Regions from separate parts of the Homo sapiens genome. Here regions 1 and 2 are each linked to region 3. Evidence: chromatin contacts called from ENCODE Hi-C or POLR2A ChIA-PET data. All regions are on one chromosome and are shown on one strand. Each heading gives the region's core, a stretch centred on a gene start or an enhancer-like site at or near the end of the contact. The rest is flanking DNA. Distances are from core to core; before and after follow the strand shown.

The links. A loop is a pair of places that touch in the nucleus more often than their neighbours do. ChIA-PET counts read pairs that join two places held with the same protein, here RNA polymerase II (POLR2A). Pooled maps may share reads with other maps.
Region 1: a map of naive thymus-derived CD4-positive, alpha-beta T cell shows a loop between it and region 3 (16-fold over the local background). The contact joins the promoter of CETN2 here to the promoter of FMR1-AS1 in region 3. A Hi-C loop is called at or near these places in 1 of 168 maps with a recorded cell type or tissue (naive thymus-derived CD4-positive, alpha-beta T cell) and 10 of 50 pooled maps. POLR2A ChIA-PET finds 5 or more read pairs at or near these places in 1 of 52 experiments (GM10248).
Region 2: a map of CD8-positive, alpha-beta T cell shows a loop between it and region 3 (18-fold over the local background). The contact joins the promoter of VMA21 here to the promoter of FMR1-AS1 in region 3. A Hi-C loop is called at or near these places in 4 of 168 maps with a recorded cell type or tissue (CD8-positive, alpha-beta T cell and naive thymus-derived CD4-positive, alpha-beta T cell) and 16 of 50 pooled maps.

What each region holds. Positions count from the first base shown.
Region 1 is chrX:152,828,820-152,833,890 of GRCh38, forward strand. It overlaps CETN2 (centrin 2), which reads right to left and starts at 1,938. Exons shown (of 5, transcript NM_004344.3): 1 at 1,889-1,938; 2 at 783-941; 3 at 330-458. The coding sequence starts at 1,891. NSDHL (NAD(P) dependent 3-beta-hydroxysteroid dehydrogenase NSDHL) reads left to right here and starts at 2,244. Exons shown (of 8, transcript NM_015922.3): 1 at 2,244-2,298. RefSeq lists a silencer at 1,838-2,177.
Region 2 is chrX:151,394,203-151,398,943 of GRCh38, forward strand. VMA21 (vacuolar ATPase assembly factor VMA21) reads left to right here and starts at 3,004. Exons shown (of 3, transcript NM_001017980.4): 1 at 3,004-3,159. The coding sequence starts at 3,107. RefSeq lists a silencer at 2,845-3,004 and enhancers at 3,285-3,434, 3,495-3,554.
Region 3 is chrX:147,909,179-147,913,593 of GRCh38, forward strand. It overlaps FMR1-AS1 (FMR1 antisense RNA 1), which reads right to left and starts at 2,639. Exons shown (of 2, transcript NR_024503.3): 1 at 2,464-2,639; 2 at 253-1,817. FMR1 (fragile X messenger ribonucleoprotein 1) reads left to right here and starts at 2,741. Exons shown (of 17, transcript NM_002024.6): 1 at 2,741-3,052. The coding sequence starts at 3,002. RefSeq lists enhancers at 2,272-2,481, 3,062-3,161 and a silencer at 2,562-2,901.

The DNA of each region.
Region 1 (5,071 bases), core at 688-3,187, 4.9 Mb after region 3:
GCCCATTTTGGCCTCAAAGAAACACCAGGCAAGCCAGGCACTCCATCCAAGGTGACGTTTGCTACCTATCGCTATATCTCTCCCTATCCCATATCTATTTCCTAACTGATTTGGAATTCTGTGGGAAGAGGTATCTGCTTGGAAGTCTTGAGAAAGAAGCACAAGGGCTTGTTTTGGGAGCCCAAAGTAACATGATGGGAGGGCAGGCCTCCTGATGCAGTTGCTACCTGGACTGCTCTGTGGTCACATGACTGTTTTAACAGGAAGACGCCATGGACCTCTGCAGATGACTGGGGCTCCATACCATGATAATTGTCTTAGCTACTTACCATTTTCTGGGTCATCACAGTTAAAAAGTCACCAAAGTTCATTTTTCCTGTCCCTTCCTTATCAATTTCACTTATCATTTTCTTAATTTCTTCTTTCTTGGGTTCAAAGCCCAGGGCCCTCATTGCCACCTATAAAGAAAACAGGATCGTCTCAATAAGCACATCTAAAGTAGCAGGAGCAAAAATAACAGTGTTGAGAGCATTAAGCCAGCATCTGATGTGGTCATGTTAATATGATTGGGGAACACTATGACATTGATCTAATTGATATTTGCAATCAATTTTATTGAATAATACTCAAAGTAAGTAAAGACAGGAAAACAGCACAGTACAACCTCCCCTGTTACTTACTGCAGGGAGAAGAGGGCAAAAGGGGTAGAGAGGTGATAGGGAGATGACAAGGAAGAGGCAGAGGAAAGGAAGGGCAGTACGGCAGGAATGCACAGAGCTTGCCTTCAGTTCTTTAACATCTATGGTGCCAGTTCCATCCGCATCGAAAAGATCAAAAGCTTCCCGGATCTCCTGCTTTTGCTCTTCAGTAAGCTCAGGCTTAGGGCTCATTCTTTTTCGCTGAGAACTTGATGCCATGTTTGCCTTCTTAAAGTTGGAGGCCTTTATATGTTATGCAATACACAAGCACAATAATATATCATACAGTCCATATTTACATAACATAGTTACAGACACCCATATGTATTTTTAAAGTCATTTATATAACCAATTCCAAAGCTTTGCTTAAAAAGAAAGATAACAGGGTTTACTGGCAAGAACAATGAATCTTTCCATGAACTTCTACCCCTCCCTTTTCTTTACTGTTGTTTCTAGAAGCAGGGAGATCACTTGTTCAGTAAGGACACCTCTTACTGAAAATCATCCCAAAAGAGAGCCAGTCAAGAAGATGACTGTGAATAACTAGAGATAATCAGCTCTTCCCGAACGTGGGGATCCTGGTTCTGAAAACAGTCTTACGATGCCCACTCCCAGTACTCCCCTTCCCAGTAAGTACTCCGACTTCCCAATTACTTCTAGATTTGGCCAAATATTAGTAAGTTGTTAAGATGTATATTGTGTCAGTACCGAGTAATAAAACTCAATCCATCTGGCACCTTCGTGCCTTCTCCAAGAAGCTAAAGCATCCCCTGAATGCCCCTGTATTTAAATTGTAAAAAACATTGTAACAGAACACGATACACCTTTTCCCAGCTGTGTGTGGAAATTTTGGCAGAATGAGGAGGCCAGGGGGCCAAGGTCTGAGAGAGTCAGGGGCCTGTGAGGGATTCGAGTCTTTTTTGCCCAGGGAGGTTCACCGAGGGGATCAGGGAATGCAAGGGGAGCCCGAGGGGCGGGTGTGGGCCTGTTGTGGGTGAAGAGGAGGCAGCAGCGAAGCGCAGGCCCAGTAGGTTGGTTAGCGTCTGTACCCTACTCTCCCGGGAAAGAGCTCAAAGGAAAGACTGGTGCGCTAAAGCCGAGAAAGGCGCAGGAGAGGCGGCGTGGCCGAGCTGGGGCCTGGGAAGGGCTCAGCCGCTGGGCGTGGGGCGCGACAGAGCGGCAGCACTCACCATAGCCAAAGGAGTCCGCTGCCGGTTGTTAGGCAACCGACGTGTACACTGACTCGGCGCCGTTCCCACCGCCCCGCGCGCGCAGCCCCGCTCCCCATTGGCCGTCCGCTCGTCGCCGCCTCTCCCTATTGGTGCAGGGCCGAAGAGGGTGGGACTAACCTGGCAAAGCCCCGGCCCAGCGCGGGGAGGGGCACGCTGGCGACAGAGCCCCGTCTTTATTGGGCAAGATCACGCCGTGAGCGCCAATTGGCTGAGTCGTCGCCGAGCTGGGCCAATCCTCTTGGTGGAGGAAGCTCGGCTGATTCTCGGCTCACGCGGGAGGGGAGTAAAGGGTGGCGGTCCGGGCCTGGAGTTCAGTGGGTGCAGCCTGCTTGCGAGCTGAGGCCAGACAGGGGGGCGCCTACGGACGGGTAAGAGTCGTGGCCTTGCCATTGGAGGTCACCCTGTGTCAGCGACTGGGCAGTGCGGGAGGGTGGGGAGCTACGGGGTCGCCCGGGTCGGGTGCTTTCTGGGTTGACCTAAGGCTGAGTTTAGGGACCGAGTGCATCAGAGCAGCCAGAAACGATTACCTTGCGTGTTGGAGCAGGGACTGTACTCACGGGGCAACTGAGACCCGGAGAGGGGAAGGGGTGTGCTGAGTGTTGTCGCAGAGGTCGGACGGCTGGGACCTAGGAACTGAATCCAGCCGAGGCTCGCTCTTTGAGGGTGGCCCTTCGAGAGCACCCCTAGACTGACCCAGATGTATAGGCCCCAGACCAGGTTCCAAGAGAGGATCACTTTAGATCTTACCTGGCTAAAAGCAGCCCAGGACGGTGAACTGGGGCCTTTGGGAACGGACTTTGAAAGGAGTGAGGGGGATGTGAGCGAGCATGAGGGGCGGGGAGAGGTCATCAAAATATACTCTTTTTGACACCCACACAATGCAGATAAGGAGGAGCATTCCAGGCCGAGACGCCCTCATCAGCAGAGTCACAGGAGTTTTGGAAGTGAGAGGTATGCTTGGAGAATTAAAAGGGAGCGTGTGCAAGGGCTGTGGACTGACATAGACCTGCAGAAGTGGAGCTGGAGGTCCAGTTTGCCCTCTTTAGCTATCCCCGTGGCTTTTAGCCTTCACCTGTTTTTCCTCCAGGCATAGGGGCAGTAATCTAGGGAGACAGAGGGCAGAGAGTAAGTTTCTCAGACAGAGAAAGGCCCGAGGCTTATTAGAACCTTTTAAATGGAGCTGCTGCCCTTTGCCCTCTTCTCTCTTCAGCAGTGAACAGATTCCTGACTTTTGGGTCATCATCATCCCCCCAAGTAGTACGAGCCAGAGTTCTCACTGTGATCTCCAAAGCTTGGCACGACGTGTCCCCTTCCATCGCTCCACAACTCTTCTCTCGTCTGGCTCACTCCAGCCCCAGAACACTGGCTTTGTGGTTGAACCTCATGTGCCAGCCACACTCCTGCCTCTCATCTTTGTCTCAGTTGTCCTCTCCGCCTGCCTCCTCTTAGGCACCCTATTTAAGTATTGCAGCCCCCAGTACAAACAAGCCACTCACCTTGCTCTACTTTTTTTTCCAACAGTTCTTATCCCCTTCTGACCTACTGTATATTTTGCTTGTTTGTTTTGCTCTTTGTTGTCCCTCCACTAGAAGGCAGGCTGTCTGAGGGCAGGCATCTTTGTTGTATTCACTACTGGTACTCCAGGACCTAGAACAGAGAGGGGCACATATTAGACAACTGATGAGTAGCTCCCCTGTTTCCCAGCTCTCACCTAGCTAGTCCTCCCTGCTCTACCAGGTTAATCTTCGTAGTGAACGGCCCTGGTCAGGGCATCTCCCTGCTCTTAAACCTTCAGAGCCTGAACCGTAAAGGGCTCCTTAGCCTGGCCTGTGATCCCTCTGCCCAGTTTTGCCCCTGGTAACCCTTCTAGCTTAATGTCCCTCCATACCTTGCTTCCCAGTCCGTCAACCTGCAGATCGGAAGCCTGACAGAGTACAAGGGAAAAACACAAGTTCTGCGCAGGCTGTGTGCAGGCTGTGTGACCTTGGGCAAGTCGCTTAACCTCTCTGAGCCTGTTTCTCATTTGTTGAGTGAGACCAGTACTGTCTACCTGATGGGATACTTTTGCATCTCAATGGGATGAACTACTTATATGTAAAGTGGCCTGATGTTGAGCAGGTCTTCAGGCAGTATTACAGTTGACCCCTGAACAACATGGGTTTGAACCTTGTGAGTCCATTTACAGGCAGATTTTTTTCTCATCTCTCCCACCGCTGAGCAGCAGGATCAGCTCCTCCTCATCTTCCTTCTCAGCATACTCATCAGGAAGACCGTGAGGATGGAGACCATGATGATCCACTTTCACTCAGTGAATAGTAAATATATTTTCTCTTCCTTATGATTTCATAGTAACATTTTCTTTTCTCTAGCTTAATTTATTGCTGGGACACAGTATGTAATACATGTAATGTACAAAATATTTGTTCATCAACTGTTTACATTATTGGTAAGGCTTCCAGCCAACAGTAAGCTATATTAGTGAAGTTTTAGGTGAGTCAAAAGTTATATGTGGATTTTTGACTTCGGGGCTCCGTGCCCCTAACCCCCACATTGTTCAAGAGTCAAATGTAGTTCTTGTCTCTGATTTGCTCTTGTCATTCCCCCCCGCCCACCATGCCTGGAGCCTTAGACTTGTCCAAAATCTCTTCCCTGCACTGCAGCCAAGGTGATCTTTCCAGTCGCAACACTCACTCCTGCTTCCAACTTCTAGGGGCTCCACCATCTTTCCCCCCTTGTAACTCCCTAGCTTGGCACACAGCCCCCACATGTTCTCAACTTTGCTCCCGATCTTGCTTCACACTTGCTGTGACACAGCTTGTCACTGTTATAAGAACATGCTGGCTCTGTGCCATCACTTTGTCCTTCCCACCCTGGCCATGGAATGTCTTTCAGGACACCATGCGCTCTGTTTTACTCACTCTTCTGGGGCCTTTTGAAGTCAGCTTAGGGATCTCCTAGTTGGGGCAGGCTTCCCTGAGCCAGCAGCCTGCATTGGTGCTCTGGGCTTGCCCTCATCAGAGTGGAAACGCACTTCTGTGACTCTTTGCTTGCTCCTGTCTCCCACCCTAGATGGCGGGCTCCTTGAAGGTTGGCAGTGTGTCTTTGTCAGCTTCTGCCTGGTAGTGGCTGGCATTTGATAAC
Region 2 (4,741 bases), core at 1,754-4,253, 3.5 Mb after region 3:
CTCTGTCTCGAAATAAATAAATAAATAAATAAATAAATAAATAAATAAATAAATAAGAGATATGAGAGCTTTTGTTTATATTTAAAAACACTACTATGTAAATTACATGAGAAGTTTTTCCCACAGCAAATCTCATTTATGAATGGTTCCTGTTTAAGTTATCACACAAGTGCAACTTAGGCTGTTAATGTGGGAGTGTAAAAGTGCCAGCCTGGGAGTCAGGAGTCAAGCTACATCCCACTAGATAAATGTGTGACTTCCCACAAGTCCCGTCCCCTCTCTGGGCCGCAGTTTTCTCATCTGTACAAGGAAGTGTTTAGACTACTGTTATGGGTTGAATTGCTGGCCCGGTCACCCACACCATCCCCAAATTCATATGCTGAAATCCTAGCCCCCAGTACCCCAGAGTGAAACAGCGTCGCTGCAGATGTAAATAATTAAGTTCATACAGGTGTAGGGTGGGCCCCTAATGCATTATGACTGGTGTCCTTATAAAAAGGGAAAATTTGGACAGAAACACAGACGCAGGGAGAAGGCCGTTTGAAGAAAAATGCAGAGATCAGGGTGATGCTTCTACAAGCCAAGAAATGCCAAAGATTGTCAGCAAACCACCAGAAAACAGAAGAGGGGCCTGGAACAGTCCTTCCTTCACAACCTTCAGAAGGAACCAGCCTCGCCAACATCTCCATCTCAGACTTCTAACCTCCTGAACTGGGAGATGATTAACTTCTGTTGTTGGAGCCACTTAGTTTGTGGCATTTGTTATGGCAGCTCCGGCAAACTACAACAACAGTGGTTCCCAGTTTTTTTGGGGGGGGGTGGACAGAGTCTTACTCTGTCACCCAGGCTGGAGTGCAGTGCAGTGGCACGATCTTGGCTCACTGCAACCTCCGCCTCCTGAGTTCAAGCGATTTTCTGCCTCAGCCTCCTGAGTAGCTGGGATTACAGGCATGTGCCACCACGCCAAGCTGGTTCCCAATTTTTTCACCATCAAGAACTATTTTGCTCTTTTTCCTTTTGTGGACCCAATTTATTTATTTAACAAATATTTATTAGTTCCTACTATATACCAGGCCCTACTCTAGGTATTGGGGAACAATAAGTCACAATTCCGTTCCCCCACTTGTGTTCATTCTATGTTTTAAAAGATTTATTCTATTAAGTATACTGTGGCTTATTTTCATAATAATCTGTGAACAGTCTTTTCTTATGGGATAACTAGGATAACCTCATCATGATATAGTAAGTGTCAAAAATCAAAGAACGGTGATATTTTAAGTAGCTTTGGATGCCTAACAGTAAATAGATTCATTAGGTTTTTAAAAATATTAAAAACTGCCTTCAGAACCACCATTACTACATTTATGGGTCCCTAGGGATTGAAGGACCTCACTGCAGGCTGATTAGCTAGAGCAGGGGTCAGCAAACTCTTCTGTAAAAGGGTCAGATGGTAAGAATTTTGGGCATTGCAGATCATTTTGGGCGTTGCAGATCATACCGTCTCTGTCACAACTACTCAACATTGCTGTTGTAGATAATACAAACAAATGAGAATGGCTGAGCTCCAATAAAATTTTATCAATAGACGCTGAAATTTGAATTTCATATAAATTTCACGTGTCATGTTATTCTTTTGACGTTTTCAACAATTTAAAAAGGAAAAACCATTCTTACCTCAGGGCTGTAGAAAAACAGGTGGTAGGCTCCATGTATTAGGTCGGCTGGCTCAGTTTGCCTACCCCAGAGCTAGATTCTCTTTGTACCCCAAGTTCTTACATTAGGTGGTTCTTACTCACCTAAAGGTCTAGATGAGGCCCAGATAGAGATTACTATTATTTTTATTAAATATTTTACAGTTTGTTTTTTAGAGACGGAGTCTTGCTATGCTGCCCAAGCTGCTCTGGAACTACTGGCCTCACGCAATCCTCCTGCCTCAGCTTCCCAAAGTGTTGAGATTACAGGCGTGAGCCAGCACAGTCAGCCCTAGAGGGGGATTATTCAGTTTGAACTAAAACCTGGACTTCCTGCTGCCCAGTCCATTGCCCTTTCCACCACTCTAAGCTGCTGGTTTAGTCATGATTTCAGATGTGGTCTTTGTATCCATGTGGTGCAGAAAATAGCTGTGTGGTCAGCGGCCCTTTCCAGGCGCTGACCATGTTAAGGGCTGTCCTCTTATTAGCAGCCAGTGGCAACTTAATTTTGTCAAGCCTGACTCCAGACTTACCCACCCTTTCGTTTTTACCTCTCTCGGGTTGCGCAGGCCCGGGAGGCCCATCTGTTCTTACTATTTGAGTCCCTGTTGTCTCATTGGCGGCTTTCTGAGCAGCTGCAAAATATGTTTTTAACTTTTAAGTGGAAGTTGGGGGTCACTGGCATCGAGTCTGGAACAGTCATTCTCAGCAAGAGCTCTTTGAACTCTGACATTCTCTAGTTTTACGGACTCGGGTGAGTGTTTTAACTCCTCCCAGCTGCCAAGGGCTTGACTTCCTACCACTGCGGGCAGTAATTAATGAGGCATTTATTTGCTCAAGTAGTGGCGAAATAATGCGCACTGCTTTTTTGTGTTGTCGTCGGCGGAATACGCTCAGTTGCCTAGCACCACAGCCCTCTGGCTGGTAGTCCCTCTTCGCGGCTCATATGCTCGGGTCTCCTTGCGGCCCCCAGCTCAGCGACCGAGACGCAGACGAGGACCAGTGTTCACGCGAGTTCAGGGGGCGGCGTAGCCGCCGCCCGCCCAGGAGGACCATGTTGCGCGGCAAGTCCCGGCTCAACGTGGAGTGGCTGGGCTACTCGCCAGGCCTGCTCCTCGAGCACAGGCCCCTCCTGGCAGGGCGCACGCCGCGGAGCCACCGCCGGTAAGTCATGTGAGCGCCCGCCCCCGCGCCGGCAACAGCCCTGCGTCGCTGCGGCGCGCCGCGCCGCGCCGCGCCTGCGTACTGTGGCCCGCCGCCCGGCGCGAACGGGCACTTCCGGCGCGAACGGGCACTTCCGGCGCGAACCGCTACTTCCGGTGCGAACCGCCTCGGCCGTTCCCTCGCGGAGCTTACTGAGCGCGGCCGCCGAGCCCAGCTCCGCCGCCGAGCGCCTGTGCCGGCACGGCTACACCATGGAGCGCCCGGATAAGGCGGCGCTGAACGCACTGCAGCCTCCTGAGTTCAGGTAGCCCTGAGCGGGGCCTGGACCGCGAGGCGGACTGGCCCCAGCCTGGAGCAGGGCTTGAGGGAAGGCCCTAGCTGAATGGGTGGGCGTGAGGTCTGGACCCCGGGGACCTGGCCTCAGGGAAGGGGGCGGGGAAAGCAGGTTGGAGCCTGAGACGTCTAAACTCCCGGCCCCGAACTTTCGCTCGGGAACAAGGGATCCGGGGTCATGGGGAATAGGTCAGTGGGCCTTCAGCTCATGCTCCTATCCTAGCACTTTCTCTCGCTGTGTCTATATTGCAGTCTCTTTCATTACCGCAGGGTCAGCCTTCTGAGGACAGGAATGCAGTCTCCTTCATCTCCGTGTTCCCTAGGGGGCCTGCATAGTCGGGGCTTAATAAATGTTTGCTGTATGAATGAAGGAGTAGAAGGGAATAGTCCCCTGGTGTGAGATTGCTTCACTTGGGGAATCAGTAAGATAGAGGCTGGTGACTGAGTTGAAGGAATGTATGAGAGAGCAGGTGGTTCTGGCCCACCCCAGTAGGCAAGGGAGTGGTGAGGGAGTTAGCTATCATTCGTTAAGACCTACTGTATGCCAGGCTCAGTGCACGTGCTTTACATACATTGTCAGAATTCTTAATTTCTCTAACTGCTTGATTTCCCAATTTTGAAGAGGATGCAGTTGAGGGTAAGTGACTTGAAACTGAGGGTGAGTGATTACAGAATTAGGCGACAAAGTTAGTATGTAATTGAAGCTAACGTTTGACCAAGCTCACTGACTCCAAAGCCCACGATCTTTGGAGCTCTGTGATGCCTTCTCTTTCCGACAGGGTCATTGTGAGTTTTTTTTTTTTTTTTTTAACTTTTATTTTAGGTTCATGAGTACATGCGCAGGTTTGTTATATAGGTAAACTGCATGTCACGGGGGCTTGGCGTACAGGTAATTTTGTCACCCAGGTAATAAGCATAGTACCCGATAGGCGTTTTTTCTGATTCTCTCCCTCCTCCCAGCCTCCACCCTCAAGTAGACCGCACTGTCTGTTGTTCCTCTCCTAGTGTCCATCTGTTCTTGTTGTTTAGTTCCCACTTATGAGAACGTGCAGTATTTGGTTTTCTTTTCCTGTCTTAATTTGCTTAGAATAATGGCTTCCAGCTCCAGTCATGTTGCTGCAAAGGACATGATCTCATTCTTTTTTATGGCTGCATAGTGTTCCATGGTGTATATGTACCGCATTTTCTTTATCCAGCCTCAATGTGGGTTTTTTTTTAATTATTCATTTATGAGAATACCAACATATTTTTATTAGATACACTTACAGCATAGTCCTTCTAGACTGATTCTGGTTTCCTAATGGAATTTGCAGTGAAATCTTGACTGTGGGAGAAAGAATTCCTGTTGTCTTACTTGCTACAAAAGGGAATGTGGTAGGCTCTGTCTGCTCAATGTTGGCTGCAGAAGTTTGTATGAAGTGGGAAAACTAGGTGGTGTTATAAATGGAGGCAGATTAAGGTTCATCCTGAACTTTTTCCTTTGTGTGAGGACAACTTTAATTCCAGCCTTTCTCATTCCTCACTTCTAACAAATCTCTGCTCAGTAACACCCA
Region 3 (4,415 bases), core at 1,389-3,888:
ATGTGTGAAAGAGGGTCAAAATGTCTCAGTTTTAGGCTTGAGCAACGAACTGGAAGGCAGGAGCTGCCTGTAACGAGAGACAGGAGAGAAAGAGAGAGAGAGAGAGAGGACTTTGGAAGAGCAGGCTCATGATCAGGCCTGAGCTCAGTGTCTGAATTCAGGTAAGCTATCTTGAAAGGGGAAATATCAAAAGCTAGAGATCAGAGTAAGGCTGAGACTCAGAGTCAAGTGGGGAAGACTAAGTTGCAGTATGTACTGGCAGTGAAGATAAGTATTTATTCATTCATTGAACATACCTTGAAATCAACCACTTTTAATGTGCCAGGGACACAAAGATAGAAAAGACATTTGCCCTGTCTGGAAGGTACTAATAATCCAATAAGGAAAACAGAAATATAAATAAATTATTCTAGTACACTAACCATCATAGTAGAGGTATTCAACATTTGTTGAGTCTCTGCTATATGCCAAGCAGTGTAATGAGGAAGCAGAGGGTATGCACAAAGTTCTACAAGAGCACAAAATAAGTTCTGGCAAAGGTTTGTAAAGACATTCACAAGGGTTTTCACCACAGTATGACTTCAGGGAGTTGGCAGTAACCTAGATGCCCGATCAGTAGGGATATGTATGAATAAAATTTCTGGCATACTCGGTAGCAAACTAGGTGTACACACAGCAATGTGGGTATAGCTCAAAAACAGACTGTTGAGTAAAACAGTGGGAAATAGAGATTTACAGTCCAATACCATCTCTGTAAATGCAAGAGGCATAAACAAAACATTATCTGTGTTAAATTATCAAGGATCTCTATCGAACATATTGCAGCTTGTGTCTAGAAGAATGAGAGTGGGGATCGAGAAAGATGAGGAAAAAATAATATAAACACTATAAAATAATGTAAACAAGGACCCTGTAGGGACTGATATGACAATGTGCTGAAAATTGAGGAGCAAAGTTAACTCTCTGTACCTGAGATAAAATAACTAGCTAATAGGAATCCAGCTGAAAACCTTAAGGTGCAGGGCCTCTATGGGGCCCAGGAAGGATGTGTAGAGACATGAACGGATGAAAGTGCATCACAGGTTCAGGGAACAACACAGGTTGAGTGTGGCTTGTAGTAAAAATGGTTGTGAAGAGTTGACATATTTTTAAGCCCTGGGTAAATTGAACAACAGCTTACACTTGGAGGGGTATAATCATTCTAATCAATGTGTCCCCTTTTACTATAATACATTGGAGTTGCAGCTAATGCTCTGCTCCCATTCAGCCTATGATGAGATTCTCTTTCAGCCCTATTGGGTTCTTGGCCTCATGTGACTACTCCAAAGACCCTAGTCCAAAAGGTCTTTCCTGTTTGCTATGGCCTTGAGGAATGTGGCCCTAGATCCACCGCTTTAAAGCTGGAGTTCCACCAGCAGCAACATCCTCTCATTCTGGGGCACCTGCCTGGGGCAGGTCATCCTGCCTCTGCCAACTCAGTGCTATTAGTTAACTCTCACCTGCCATATTCCAGCTGGAATCATCTCCCCTTCTCCACCCCAGACTAGGTCATGTTCCGCCATCATGGAAGCGCCTATTCTTCATACCCCTTATCACAGCTGCAACTACTCATTTACTTGTCTGACAATTTGATTTATGTCCACCTACTTTGCTAGGTACTAAGTTCAATGCTGGCAGTCGTTTCTTCTTTTTTTTTCTTTTCTGTTTTGCTCACCGATTTCTCGTTAGCACTTAGCACAGTGTCTGGCACACGATAGATGCTCCGTCAACTTCTCAGTTGGATACCAGCATCCCGAAGGGAACATGGATTAAGGCAGCTATAAGCACGGTGTAAAAACAGGAATAAGAAAAAGTTGAGGTTTGTTTCACAGTGGAATGTAAAGGGTTGCAAGGAGGTGCATCGGCCCCTGTGGACAGGACGCATGACTGCTACACACGTGTTCACCCCACCCTCTGGCACAGGGTGCACATACAGTAGGGGCAGAAATGAACCTCAAGTGCTTAACACAATTTTTAAAAAATATATAGTCAAGTGAAAGTATGAAAATGAGTTGAGGAAAGGCGAGTACGTGGGTCAAAGCTGGGTCTGAGGAAAGGCTCACATTTTGAGATCCCGACTCAATCCATGTCCCTTAAAGGGCACAGGGTGTCTCCACAGGGCCGCCCAAAATCTGGTGAGAGAGGGCGTAGACGCCTCACCTTCTGCCTCTACGGGTCACAAAAGCCTGGGTCACCCTGGTTGCCACTGTTCCTAGTTCAAAGTCTTCTTCTGTCTAATCCTTCACCCCTATTCTCGCCTTCCACTCCACCTCCCGCTCAGTCAGACTGCGCTACTTTGAACCGGACCAAACCAAACCAAACCAAACCAAACCAAACCAGACCAGACACCCCCTCCCGCGGAATCCCAGAGAGGCCGAACTGGGATAACCGGATGCATTTGATTTCCCACGCCACTGAGTGCACCTCTGCAGAAATGGGCGTTCTGGCCCTCGCGAGGCAGTGCGACCTGTCACCGCCCTTCAGCCTTCCCGCCCTCCACCAAGCCCGCGCACGCCCGGCCCGCGCGTCTGTCTTTCGACCCGGCACCCCGGCCGGTTCCCAGCAGCGCGCATGCGCGCGCTCCCAGGCCACTTGAAGAGAGAGGGCGGGGCCGAGGGGCTGAGCCCGCGGGGGGAGGGAACAGCGTTGATCACGTGACGTGGTTTCAGTGTTTACACCCGCAGCGGGCCGGGGGTTCGGCCTCAGTCAGGCGCTCAGCTCCGTTTCGGTTTCACTTCCGGTGGAGGGCCGCCTCTGAGCGGGCGGCGGGCCGACGGCGAGCGCGGGCGGCGGCGGTGACGGAGGCGCCGCTGCCAGGGGGCGTGCGGCAGCGCGGCGGCGGCGGCGGCGGCGGCGGCGGCGGAGGCGGCGGCGGCGGCGGCGGCGGCGGCGGCTGGGCCTCGAGCGCCCGCAGCCCACCTCTCGGGGGCGGGCTCCCGGCGCTAGCAGGGCTGAAGAGAAGATGGAGGAGCTGGTGGTGGAAGTGCGGGGCTCCAATGGCGCTTTCTACAAGGTACTTGGCTCTAGGGCAGGCCCCATCTTCGCCCTTCCTTCCCTCCCTTTTCTTCTTGGTGTCGGCGGGAGGCAGGCCCGGGGCCCTCTTCCCGAGCACCGCGCCTGGGTGCCAGGGCACGCTCGGCGGGATGTTGTTGGGAGGGAAGGACTGGACTTGGGGCCTGTTGGAAGCCCCTCTCCGACTCCGAGAGGCCCTAGCGCCTATCGAAATGAGAGACCAGCGAGGAGAGGGTTCTCTTTCGGCGCCGAGCCCCGCCGGGGTGAGCTGGGGATGGGCGAGGGCCGGCGGCAGGTACTAGAGCCGGGCGGGAAGGGCCGAAATCGGCGCTAAGTGACGGCGATGGCTTATTCCCCCTTTCCTAAACATCATCTCCCAGCGGGATCCGGGCCTGTCGTGTGGGTAGTTGTGGAGGAGCGGGGGGCGCTTCAGCCGGGCCGCCTCCTGCAGCGCCAAGAGGGCTTCAGGTCTCCTTTGGCTTCTCTTTTCCGGTCTAGCATTGGGACTTCGGAGAGCTCCACTGTTCTGGGCGAGGGCTGTGAAGAAAGAGTAGTAAGAAGCGGTAGTCGGCACCAAATCACAATGGCAACTGATTTTTAGTGGCTTCTCTTTGTGGATTTCGGAGGAGATTTTAGATCCAAAAGTTTCAGGAAGACCCTAACATGGCCCAGCAGTGCATTGAAGAAGTTGATCATCGTGAATATTCGCGTCCCCCTTTTTGTTAAACGGGGTAAATTCAGGAATGCACATGCTTCAGCGTCTAAAACCATTAGCAGCGCTGCTACTTAAAAATTGTGTGTGTGTGTTTAAGTTTCCAAAGACCTAAATATATGCCATGAAACTTCAGGTAATTAACTGAGAGTATATTATTACTAGGGCATTTTTTTTTTAACTGAGCGAAAATATTTTTGTGCCCCTAAGAACTTGACCACATTTCCTTTGAATTTGTGGTGTTGCAGTGGACTGAATTGTTGAGGCTTTATATAGGCATTCATGGGTTTACTGTGCTTTTTAAAGTTACACCATTGCAGATCAACTAACACCTTTCAGTTTTAAAAGGAAGATTTACAAATTTGATGTAGCAGTAGTGCGTTTGTTGGTATGTAGGTGCTGTATAAATTCATCTATAAATTCTCATTTCCTTTTGAATGTCTATAACCTCTTTCAATAATATCCCACCTTACTACAGTATTTTGGCAATAGAAGGTGCGTGTGGAAGGAAGGCTGGAAAATAGCTATTAGCAGTGTCCAACACAATTCTTAAATGTATTGTAGAATGGCTTGAATGTTTCAGACAGGACACGTTTGGCTATAGGAAAATAAACAATTGACTTTATTCTGTGTTTACCAATTTTATGAAGAC